Regions from separate parts of the Homo sapiens genome. Here region 1 is linked to region 2. Evidence: read pairs that join two places in POLR2A ChIA-PET (ENCODE). Cell type or tissue: HCT116. All regions are shown on one strand.

Region 1 (5,000 bases), 68 kb after region 2:
CTTTACCAATTTTATTTTTGAGGATCTTAGACCTTTCCCTCCCTTCTCATTTATTTGTACAGCAAGAATAAGACAGTTTTTTTTTGTTTGTTTGTTTGTTTTGAGACAAGGTCTCACTCTGTCACCCATGCTGGAGTGCAGTGGCGTGATCTCAGCTCACTGCAACCCCCAGATCCTGGCTTCAAGCGATCCTGACCTCAGGTGATCCACTCGTCTCGGCCTCTCAAAGTGCTGGGACTACAGGCATGAGCCACTGCACCTGGCATAAGAGTTTTGTTTTGGTCAGGTTTTTTTTTTTTTTTTTTTTTTTTTTTTTTTGAGATAAGGTCTTGCTCTGTTGCCCAGGCTGGAGTGCAATGGCAAGCTCTCAGTTCACTGTAGCCCCAACCTCCTGGGCTCAAGCAATCCTCCAACCTCAGCCTCCCACGTAGCTGGGACCATAGGCGTGCACCACCATGCCTGACTAATTTTTTTTTTTGTTTTTTGATGAGACAAAGTCTCGCTCTGTCACCCATGGTGGAGTGCAGTGGCACGATCTTGGTTCCCTGCAACCTCCACCTCCCGGGTTCAAGCGATTCTCCTGCTTTAGCCTCCCGAGTAGCTGGGATTACAGGCGTGCTCCACTGCACCTGGCTCATTTTTTTTTGTATTTTCAGTAGAGACAGGGTTTCACCATGTTGGCCAGGCTGGTCTTGAACTCCTGACCTTAGATAATCCACCCGCCTCAGCCTCCCAAAGTGCTAGGATTACAGGCATGAGCCACTGCACCCGGCCATTTTTTTTTTTTTTTTTTTTTTAATTTTCGGTAGCAATGGGGGTCTGGCTAGATTGGTCTCGAACTTTTGAGTTCAAGTGATACTCCTGCCTCAGCCTCCCAAAAGGTGCTGGGATTATAGGTATGAGCCACTATACCCAGTCTTAGAATATGTTTTTCTTTCTTTTTTTTTGAGACGGAGTCTTGCTGTTTGCTGTCTCACCTAGGCTAGAGTGCAGTGGTGCAATCATAGCTCACTGCAGCCTTGAACTCCTGGGCTGAAGCAATTCTCCTGCCTTAGCCTCCTTTTCCTTAACACTTAATTTGTTGAGGAATCCTGGTCATTTGTCCCAGGAGTTCCAAATGGCTCTATCCAGACTGTAGAGATGACCAGGAGATGTCACTTGCTGTGTGCGTCTGTGCTACCTGTGAGCTGGTAGGTCAGTGTGTTCCCACACTGTCCCATAGCCAAGAGCCACCTGTGCTGTGCTTGAAATGTGGCCAGGAGGAACTGGAATGTACTGTGAGTGTAAAATACACATGGGTGCCAGGCGCAGTGGCTCATGCCTGTAATCCCAGTACTTTGGGGGGCCGAGGTGGGCGGATCACAAGGTCAGGAGATCGAGACCATCCTGGCAAACACGGTGAAACCCCGTCTCTACTAAAAATACAAAAAATTAGCCAGGCGTGGTGGCGGGTGCCTATAGTGCCAGCTACTCAGGAGGCTGAGGCAGGAGAGTGGCGTGAACCCGGGAGGTGGAGCTTGCAGTGAGCCGAGATCGTGCCACTGCACTCCAGCCTGGGCGACAGAGCGAGACTGTCTCAAAAAAAAAAAAAAAAACACATGGGCTTTCAGAGACCTGGTACAAAAGAAGAATGTAAAGTAGCTCATTAATAACTTTTTCATATTCATTCCATGTTGAAATAATCTTTTGTCTACACTGGGTTCTATGGAACATATTCCAATTACTTCCACCTATGTTTACCTCTCAAACGTGCTTATTAGGAAATTTAGAATTACATACACAGCGTGTGTTCAAGTGCTGTTTCCCTCGGACGTTGCTGATGGGGATGTCGGATTATTGATCTCGGGGGATCAGTTTCACTCACAGGAGTTCTTGTATTTTGATGTAGGCCATTGGATCAAGCGTTGCCTTTATGATTTTTTTTTTTTTTTTTTTTTTTTGAGATGGAGTCTTGCTCTGTCGCCCATGCTGGAGTGCAGTGGCGTGATCATCTCAGCTCCACAACCTCCATTTCCCAGGTTCAAGCGATTCTCCTGCCTCAGCCTCCCGAGTAGCTGGGATTACAGGCACGGGCCACCATGCCCAGCTAATTCTTGTATTCTTAGTAGAGACGGGGTTTCACTATGTTGGCCATGCTAGTCTCGAAGTCCTGACCCTCGTGATCCACCCACCTTGGCCTCCCAAAGTGCTGGAATTACAGATGTGAGCCACGGTGCCCAACTTGATTTATTTATATATTTTTTTGATGAGATGGAGTCTCACTCTGTCGCCCAGGCTGGAGTGCAGTGGCACGATCTTGGCTCACTTCAGCGTCTGCCTCCTGGGTTCAAGCAATTCTCCTGCCTCAGCCTCCTGGGTAGCTGGGATTACAGGTGCGCGCTACCATGCCCAGCTAATTTTTGCATTTTTAGTAGAGACAGGGTTTTACCATGTTGGCCAGGCTGGTCTCGAACTCCTGACCTCAGATGATCGGCCTGCCTCGGTCTCCCAAAGTGTTGGAATTACAGGTCTGAGCTACCATGCCCGGCCAACCTTTATGAGTCTTGCTTGTCGGTTCTTGTGGATTTGGTGCTCCTTAGCCAAAGGTTCAAACTCATTCTTCCCAGGGCATCCTGCAATGAAACTCTGGTTTCTGTGTTTTGTTTTTTTTTTTTTTTTTTTTTTTGAGACTGAGTCTTGCCCTGTCGCCCAGGCTGGAGTGCAGTGGCGCGATCTTGGCTCACTGCAACCTCTGCCTCCCGGGTTCAAGTGATTCTTCTGCCTCAGCCTCCCGAGTAGCTGGGATTACATGCGCGCTTCTCCAAGCTCAGCTAATTTTTGTATTTTCAGTGGAGGCGGGGGTTCACCATGTTGGCCAGGCTGGTCTCGAACTCCTGACCTCGGCCTCCCAGTGTTGGTATTACAGGCGTGAGCCACTGCGCCCTGTTCCGTTTCATGTTGCTTCTGTGAGTGCAGCTTTGATTGCTAGGGGGCGTAGCTGAGCTGTTGCCCCAGGCATCCCGAGAACCCGTGGTGTTCAAGTGCTGTGAGTAGATTTAGGGGCCTCGGCAGGCCAGAATGTTCCAGCGTCCTCGTTCCTTGCAGGGATGATTCTCTGAACGACTGTCGGATCATCTTCGTGGACGAAGTCTTCAAGATTGAGCGGCCGGGTGAAGGGAGCCCCATGGTTGACAACCCCATGAGACGTGAGTTCTGAGCCAGCCTTTCCCCATCTTCCGCGGTGGGCACGGGGCGGGGGCTCTTGTCCCGTCTCTGGCTTGGCCGGGCCCCGCCGGAGCTGACCCTGCCGCCCCGTGCCCAGGGAAGAGCGGGCCGTCCTGCAAGCACTGCAAGGACGACGTGAACAGACTCTGCCGGGTCTGCGCCTGCCACCTGTGCGGGGGCCGGCAGGACCCCGACAAGCAGCTCATGTGCGATGAGTGCGACATGGCCTTCCACATCTACTGCCTGGACCCGCCCCTCAGCAGTGTTCCCAGCGAGGACGAGTGGTGAGTGCGGCCCTGCCCGCCGCGGGGAGACCAGAGCGCCCCCTACAAATCCCCAGAGGGGCACTGAGGAGATACAGGAGAGGGGCAGGCGCGGGGGCTCACGCCTGCAATCCCAGTGCTTTGGGAGGCCGAGGCGGGAGGATCACTTGAGCTCAGGAGTTCAAGAGCAGCCTGGGCAACACAAGACCAGCCTGGGGGACGTAGAGACTCTGTTTCTTTTTTTGTTTGTTTTTTTGAGACGGAGTCTTTTTTCTTTTCTTTTTCTTTTCTTTTTTTTTTGCGGCGGAGTCTCGCTGTCTCCCAGGCTGGAGTGCAGTGGCGCGATCTCAGCTCACTGCAAGCTCCGCCTCTCGGGTTCACGCCATTCTCCTGCCTCAGCCTCCCGAGTAGCTGGGACTACAGGCGCCCGCCTCCACGCCTGGCTAATTTTTTGTATTTTTAGTAGAGATGGGGTTTCACCTTGTTAGCCAGGATGTTCTTGATCCCCTGACCTCGTGATCCGTCCGTTTCGGCCTCCCAAAGTGCTGGGATTATAGGCGTGAGCCACCTCGCCCAGCCTTGAGACGGAGTCTAATGGCACGATCTTGGCTCACTGCAACCTCTGCCTCCCGGGTTCAAGCAATTCTCGTGCCTCAGCCTCCCGAGTAGCTGGGATTACAGGTGCCTGCCACCACATCCGGCTAATTTTTGTATTTTTAGTAGAGACGGGGTTTCACCATCTTGGCCAGGCTGGTCTCTTAACTCCTGACCTTAAGTGATCTGCCTGCCTCAGCCTTCCAAAGTGCTGGGATTACAGGTGTGAGCCACCATGCCTGGCCTGGAGACCCCATTTCTACAAAAAATGTAAGAAAATTAGCTGGGCGTGGTGGTGCTCGCCTGTGGTCCCAGCCACTTGGGAGGCCGAGGTAAGAGGATCGGATCGCTGGAGCCCAGGAGGTCGAGGGTGCAGTGAACTGTGATCGCGCCACTGTACTCCAGCCTGGGTGATGGAAGTGAGACCCTATTTCTTTAGAAAAGTAAAAATGAGGTCAGGTGCAGTGGCTCATGCCTGTAATCCCAGGACTTTGGGAGGCTAAGGTGGGTGGATCACGAGGTCAGGAAATTGAGGCCAGCCTGGCCAAGATGGTGAAACCCCGTCTCTACTAAAAATACAAAAAAGTTAGCCAGGCGTGGTGCCACGCGCCTGTAATCCCAGCTACTCGGGAGGCTGAGGTAGGAGAATCGCTTGAACCTGGGAGGCGGAGGTTGCCGTGAACTGAGATCGCGCCACTGCACTCAAGCCTGGCGACAGAGTGAGACTAAGTCTCAAAAACAAAAAAAAAGGGGGGGTGGTGAGGAAATCTTCCCATGTTGCTTGAGTGGGTGAGACCTGCGGCCAGCCAGGGAACAGAGTGCAGGGGGCTTCACAGCTTCTGTGAGAGGAGGTTTCGTAGCCACTGTGTTCCTGGCGCACATAATGACAATTGCGGATGTGGATGGGGAGGTTGTGATGTGCTAGGCTCGGGTCTGAGG
Region 2 (5,000 bases):
TGAGTAACAAAATAGCTCTGGTCTAGGGGATGAGCCCTGGTGATTTTGCCCCACACCGTTTTTTGTTGTTTTTTTTTTTTGAGACAGAGTCATCTCCCAGGCTTTTGGTTCTTCTTGATGGCAACATCTGCCCAGGAGTCCCCGCCTGGCCTCCCACAGCCCTAGGGTGAGAGGTAAGAAATAGCTACTGTTGGCTGGGCGCAGTGGCTCACGCCTATAATCCCAGCACTTTGGGAGGCCGAGGTGGGCGGATCACCTGAGGTCGGGAGTTTGAGACCAGCCTGACCAACATGGAGAAACCCCGTCCCTACTAAAAATACAAAATTAGCCAGGTGCGGTGGCGCATGCCTGTAATCCCAGCTAGTCAGGAGGCTGAGGCAGGAGAATCACTTGAACCTGGGAGGCAGATGTTGCAGTGAGCCAGATTGTGCCATTGCACTCCAGCCTGGGCAACAAGAGTGAAACTCTGTTTCAAAAAAAAAAAAAAAGAAAAGAAAAGAAAAAAAGAAATAGCTACTGTTGGCCGGTGGCTCACACCGGTAATCCCAGCACTTTGGGAAGCCAAGGCGGACAGATCACTTGAGCTCAGGAGTTCAAGACCAGCCTGGCCAATATGGCAAAATCCTGTCTCTACCAAAAATACAAAATTAACCGGGTATGGTGACGCATGCCTGTAATCCCAGCTTCTCCACAGGCTGAGGTGGAAGGATCGCTTGAGACTGGAGGGGTGGAGGTTGCAGTGAGCCAAGATTGCACCACTGCACTGCAGCCTGGGTAGCAGAGCAAGACCCTGTCTCAAAACCAAAAATGAGATAGCTGCTGTTTTCTGGGCTATTTCATTACATTATTCAGCAGCCTGATTCCCATTTTCTTTTATTATTTATTTATTTATTTATTTTCGAGATGGAGTTCTGCTCTGTCGCCCAGGCTAGAGTGTAGCCGTACGATCTCGGCTCACTGCAACCTCTGCCTCCCGGTTTCCAGCAATTCTCTGCCTCAGCCTCCCAAGTAGCTGGGATTACAGGAGCCCACCACCACGCCTGGCTAATTTTTTGAATTTTTAGTAGAGATGGGGTTTCACCATGTTGGCCAGGCTGATCTTGAACTCCTGACCTCGAGATCCACCCGCCTCTGCCTCCCAAAGTGTTGGGATTACAGGCGTGAGCCACAGCACGTGGCGCTATTTATTTATTTACTTCTTCTTATTATTATTATTTGAGTCGGAGTCTTGCTCTGTCACCCAGGCTGGAGTGCAGTGGCGCGATCTCAGCTTACTGAAAGCTCCGCCTCCCGGGTTCACGCCATTCTCCTGCCTCAGCCTCCCGAGTAGCTGGGACTACAGGCGCGTGCCACCACACCCAGCTAATTTTTGTATTTTTAGTAGAGATGAGGTTTCTCCATGTTGACCAGGCTGCTCTCAAACTCCTGACCTAAAGTGATCCGCCCACCTCAGCCTGCCAAGGTAAACCAACTGTGATTTCTGTTTTCTGGATCAGGAAACTAAGGATCAGAGAGGCAGAGTAACTTGCCCCAGGTCACACAGCCAGAAATTGCCAGCCCCAGGGTTTGAACCTTGAGTTATGTGTCTTTAAGGTCTTTGGTTTCTGTTTGTTTTGGGGTTTTTTTGTTTTGTTTTGTTTTTGAGAGAGTCTCACTTCGTCTGGAAGTGAGGCTGGAGTGCAGCGGTGGGATCTCAGCTCACTGCAACCTCCGCTTTCCAGGTTCAAGCAATTCTCCTGCCTCAGCCTCCTGAGTAGCTGGGATTACAGGTATGCGCCACCACACCCGGCTAATTTTTGTATTTTTAGTACAGACAGGGTTTTGCCATGTGGGCCAGGCTGGTCTCGAACTCCTGACCTCAGGTGATCCACCCACCTCTGCCTCCCAAAGTGCTGGGATTACAGGCATGAGCCACTGCGCCCAGCAGGTCTTTGTTTTTGACATTTTCTACTCTTTCTCTTCTTTCCTTCCCTCTGCATCCCCTCCCAATTCTAGGACTCCTAATTCTTTCTTTTTTTTTTTTTTTTTTTTTTTTTTTTTTTTTGAGACGGAGTCTCGCTCTGTCACCCAGACTGGAGTGCGGTGGCTGGATCTCTGCTCACTGCAAGCTCTGCCTCCCGGGTTCACACCATTCTCCTGCCTTAGGCTCCCAAGTAGCTGGGACTACAGGCGCCCGCCACCAAGCCCGGCTAATTTTTTGTATTTTTAGTAGAGACAGGGTTTCACCATGTTAACCAGGATGGTCTCAATTTCCTGACCTCCTGATCCACCCGCCTTGGCCCCTCAAAGTGCTCGGATTACAGGTGTGAGCCACCGCGCCCAGCCAGGACGCCTAGTTCTTTCTCACTGAGAAGAGGGGAACGGCGGTGAGCATGCTGCCACAAGGTGGCACTGCTGGTCCCAGATGGGTCCCTGCCTGGCACAGGTGTTCCCTGTCTCTCCTCTGACCCTTCCTTCCCTCCATCCATCCATCCGTTTTTAAGCATGTCCTATTGAGTGTGAGCCAGGCCAGCGATTCACTGGATATGCAGTCATTCAACAAACAATAATTAAGCACCTGCTGTGTGCCAAGCCTGTGCTGGGCAGCCCTGGAGACAGACACAGGATGGCAGGATTGCATTAAGACTTCTGGGGCCAGCTATGGTGGCTCACACCTGTAATCCCAGCACTTTGGGAGGCCGAGGATGGTGGATCACCTGAGGTCAGGAGTTTAAGAACAGCCTGGCCAACGGACAGAAACCCTGTCTCTATTAAAAATACAAAATTAGCCAGGCATGGTGGCGCATGCCTGTAATCCCAGCTAGTTGGGAGGCTGAGGCAGGAGAATCGCTTGAACCCGGGATGGTGAGGTGAGAATTGCTTGAATCCTCTCTGAGCCATCCCTGTCCTCCCCTCCTCCCTCCCTCTCGCTCACTCTTTGCACTCCAGCCTGAGCGACAAAAACGAAACTCTGTCTCAAAAAAAAAAAAAAAGACTTTTGCGGCCAGGCACGGTGGCTCAGCTCTTTGGGAGGTTGAGGCCAGAGGATCACTGGAGGCCAGGAGTTCGAGACCAGCCAGGCCACATAGCAAGACCCCGTCTCTGCACAAACTTAAAAAATGTAGCCAGGCATGATGGTGCCTGCCTGGGGCATCGGCTACTTCGAAGGTTGAGGAGGGAGGATTGCTTGAGCCCAAGAGTTCTAGTCTGCAGTGAGCTGTGATAGCACCACTGCACTCCAGTCTGGGCGACAGAGCAAGACCCTGACTCAAAACAAAAAACAAACAAACAAAGGCTTTTGGGGCTGGGCACAGTGGCTCATGCCTATAATTCCCAGAAGATTGGGAGTCTGAGGCAGAAGAATTACTTGAAGCCAGGAGGTTCTGTTTTGTTTTGTTTTCTTTTCTTTTGAGATGGAGTGTGACCAGGTGGATAAAATAGAGGGTTATCAGGGCTGTGATAGGGTGCACAAGTGTGATGGAGCCTGGGGTAGGTGCTGGACCTAGGTGGGTGAGAGTAGTTCTGGAGGACTTTCAGGATGAGGTGATGTCTAAGCTGAGCCCTGAGAAGTGAACAGCGATCAGGCAGGTAAAGGCACCAAAAAGCTGTTTCAGGCCAAGGGAACAGAGAGTGCTAAGACACAGAATAAGACTGGAGCGTAGAATGTGGTGGGGGTGGCATCAGGGGAAAAAAGATGAAGCTGGACAGAGTGGCCAGGGTCAGGCTGCCAGATCTAAGGGCACTGGGGAGCCACAGTAGGTTCCAGAGCAGGAGCAGCAAGGGCAAGTTGGAACATTTGAAAGATCTCTTGGGCCACCCTGTGGATAATGATTCAAAGGGAATAAGACTGGAGGATGAGGAATGGGAGGAGGAAAGGAACCAAATGCTTCAGGTAACTCTGGAAGAAAAAGTAGGACATACGTGGTGGCAAGGCCAGATATGGTGGCTCACGCCTGCAATCCCAGCACTTTGAGAGGCGGAGGTGGGAGGATCGCTTGAGCCCAGGAGTTCGAGACCAACCTGGGCAACATAGTGAGACCCTGTCTCTGTTTTGTTTGTTCGTTTTAGAGAAAGAAAATAAAAAGAAAGGTGGTATTGGAGAGGGAACAGTACAGAAGGACGTTCCAGTCACAGTAGCATTCATTCATTCATTCGGGGAATATTTATTTTTATTTTTATTTATTTATTTTTTTGAGACGGAGTCTCACTCTGTCACCCATGCTGGAGTTGGAGTGCAGTGGTGCGATCTCGGCTCACTGCAAGCTCCGCCTCCTGGGTTCACGCCATTCTCCTGCCTCAGCCTCCAGAGTAGCTGGGACTACAGGCGCCCACCACCATGCCCAGCTAATTTTTTTTTTTTTTTTTTAATAGAGACGGGGTTTCACCGTGTTAGCCAGGATGGTCTCAATCTCCTGACCTCATGATCCGCCCGCCTTGGCCTCCCAAAGTGCTGGGATTACAGGCATGATCCACCACGCCTGGCCTATTTTTATTATTATTATTATTTATTACTTTTTTTTTTGAGATGGAGTCTCGCTCTGTCGCCCAAGCTGGAGTGCAGTGGCGCGATCTCAGCTCACTGCAACCTCCGCCTCCCGGGTTCAAGGGATTCTCCTGCCTCAGCCTCCTGAGTAGCCGGGATTACAGGCACGTGCCACCACACCCAGCCAATTTTTTGTATTTTTAGTAGAGACGGGGTTTCACCGTGTTAGCCAGGATGGTCTCAATCTCCTGACCTCATGATCCGCCCACCTCGGCCTCCCAAAGTGCTGGGATTACAGGCATGAGCCACTATAAATAAAAAGAGACTTATTATTGTTATTTTTTAAGACGAAGTCTAGCTCTGTCACCCAGGCTGGAGTACAATGGCACGATCTTGGGTCACTGTAGCCCCCGCCTCCTGGGTTCAAGGGATTCTCCTGCCTCGGCCTGCTGAGCAGCTGGCGTTACAGGTGCATGTGACCATGCCCGGCTAATTTTTATATTTTAAATTTTTTTTAAGTTTTGTTTATTTATTTATT

Evidence for each region. Peaks named below come from ENCODE experiments on the same cell type or tissue, not always from the same donor. Only the 100,000 strongest peaks of a DNase experiment are listed, where the experiment ranks them.
Region 1: POLR2A ChIA-PET joins it to region 2 with 8 read pairs; 7 of 35 experiments call an interaction of 5 or more read pairs at or near these places.

Annotation. Positions count from the first base shown.
Region 1 is chr19:4,938,444-4,943,443 of GRCh38, forward strand. UHRF1 (ubiquitin like with PHD and ring finger domains 1) reads left to right here. Exons shown (of 17, transcript NM_001048201.3): 6 at 3,085-3,185; 7 at 3,302-3,488. Among named protein-coding and RNA genes, the nearest start is that of MIR4747, 8.3 kb to the left of the region's middle. In HCT116, a CTCF peak has its summit at 2,996; no DNase peak of the experiment used is centred here.
Region 2 is chr19:4,870,400-4,875,399 of GRCh38, forward strand. No RefSeq gene overlaps it. Among named protein-coding and RNA genes, the nearest start is that of PLIN3, 5.2 kb to the left of the region's middle. RefSeq lists a cis regulatory region at 1-168 and a silencer at 1-13. In HCT116, a CTCF peak has its summit at 2,373 (motif pointing right); a DNase peak (open chromatin) is centred at 2,372; H3K4me3 peaks cover 1,103 bases; H3K27ac peaks cover 2,688 bases.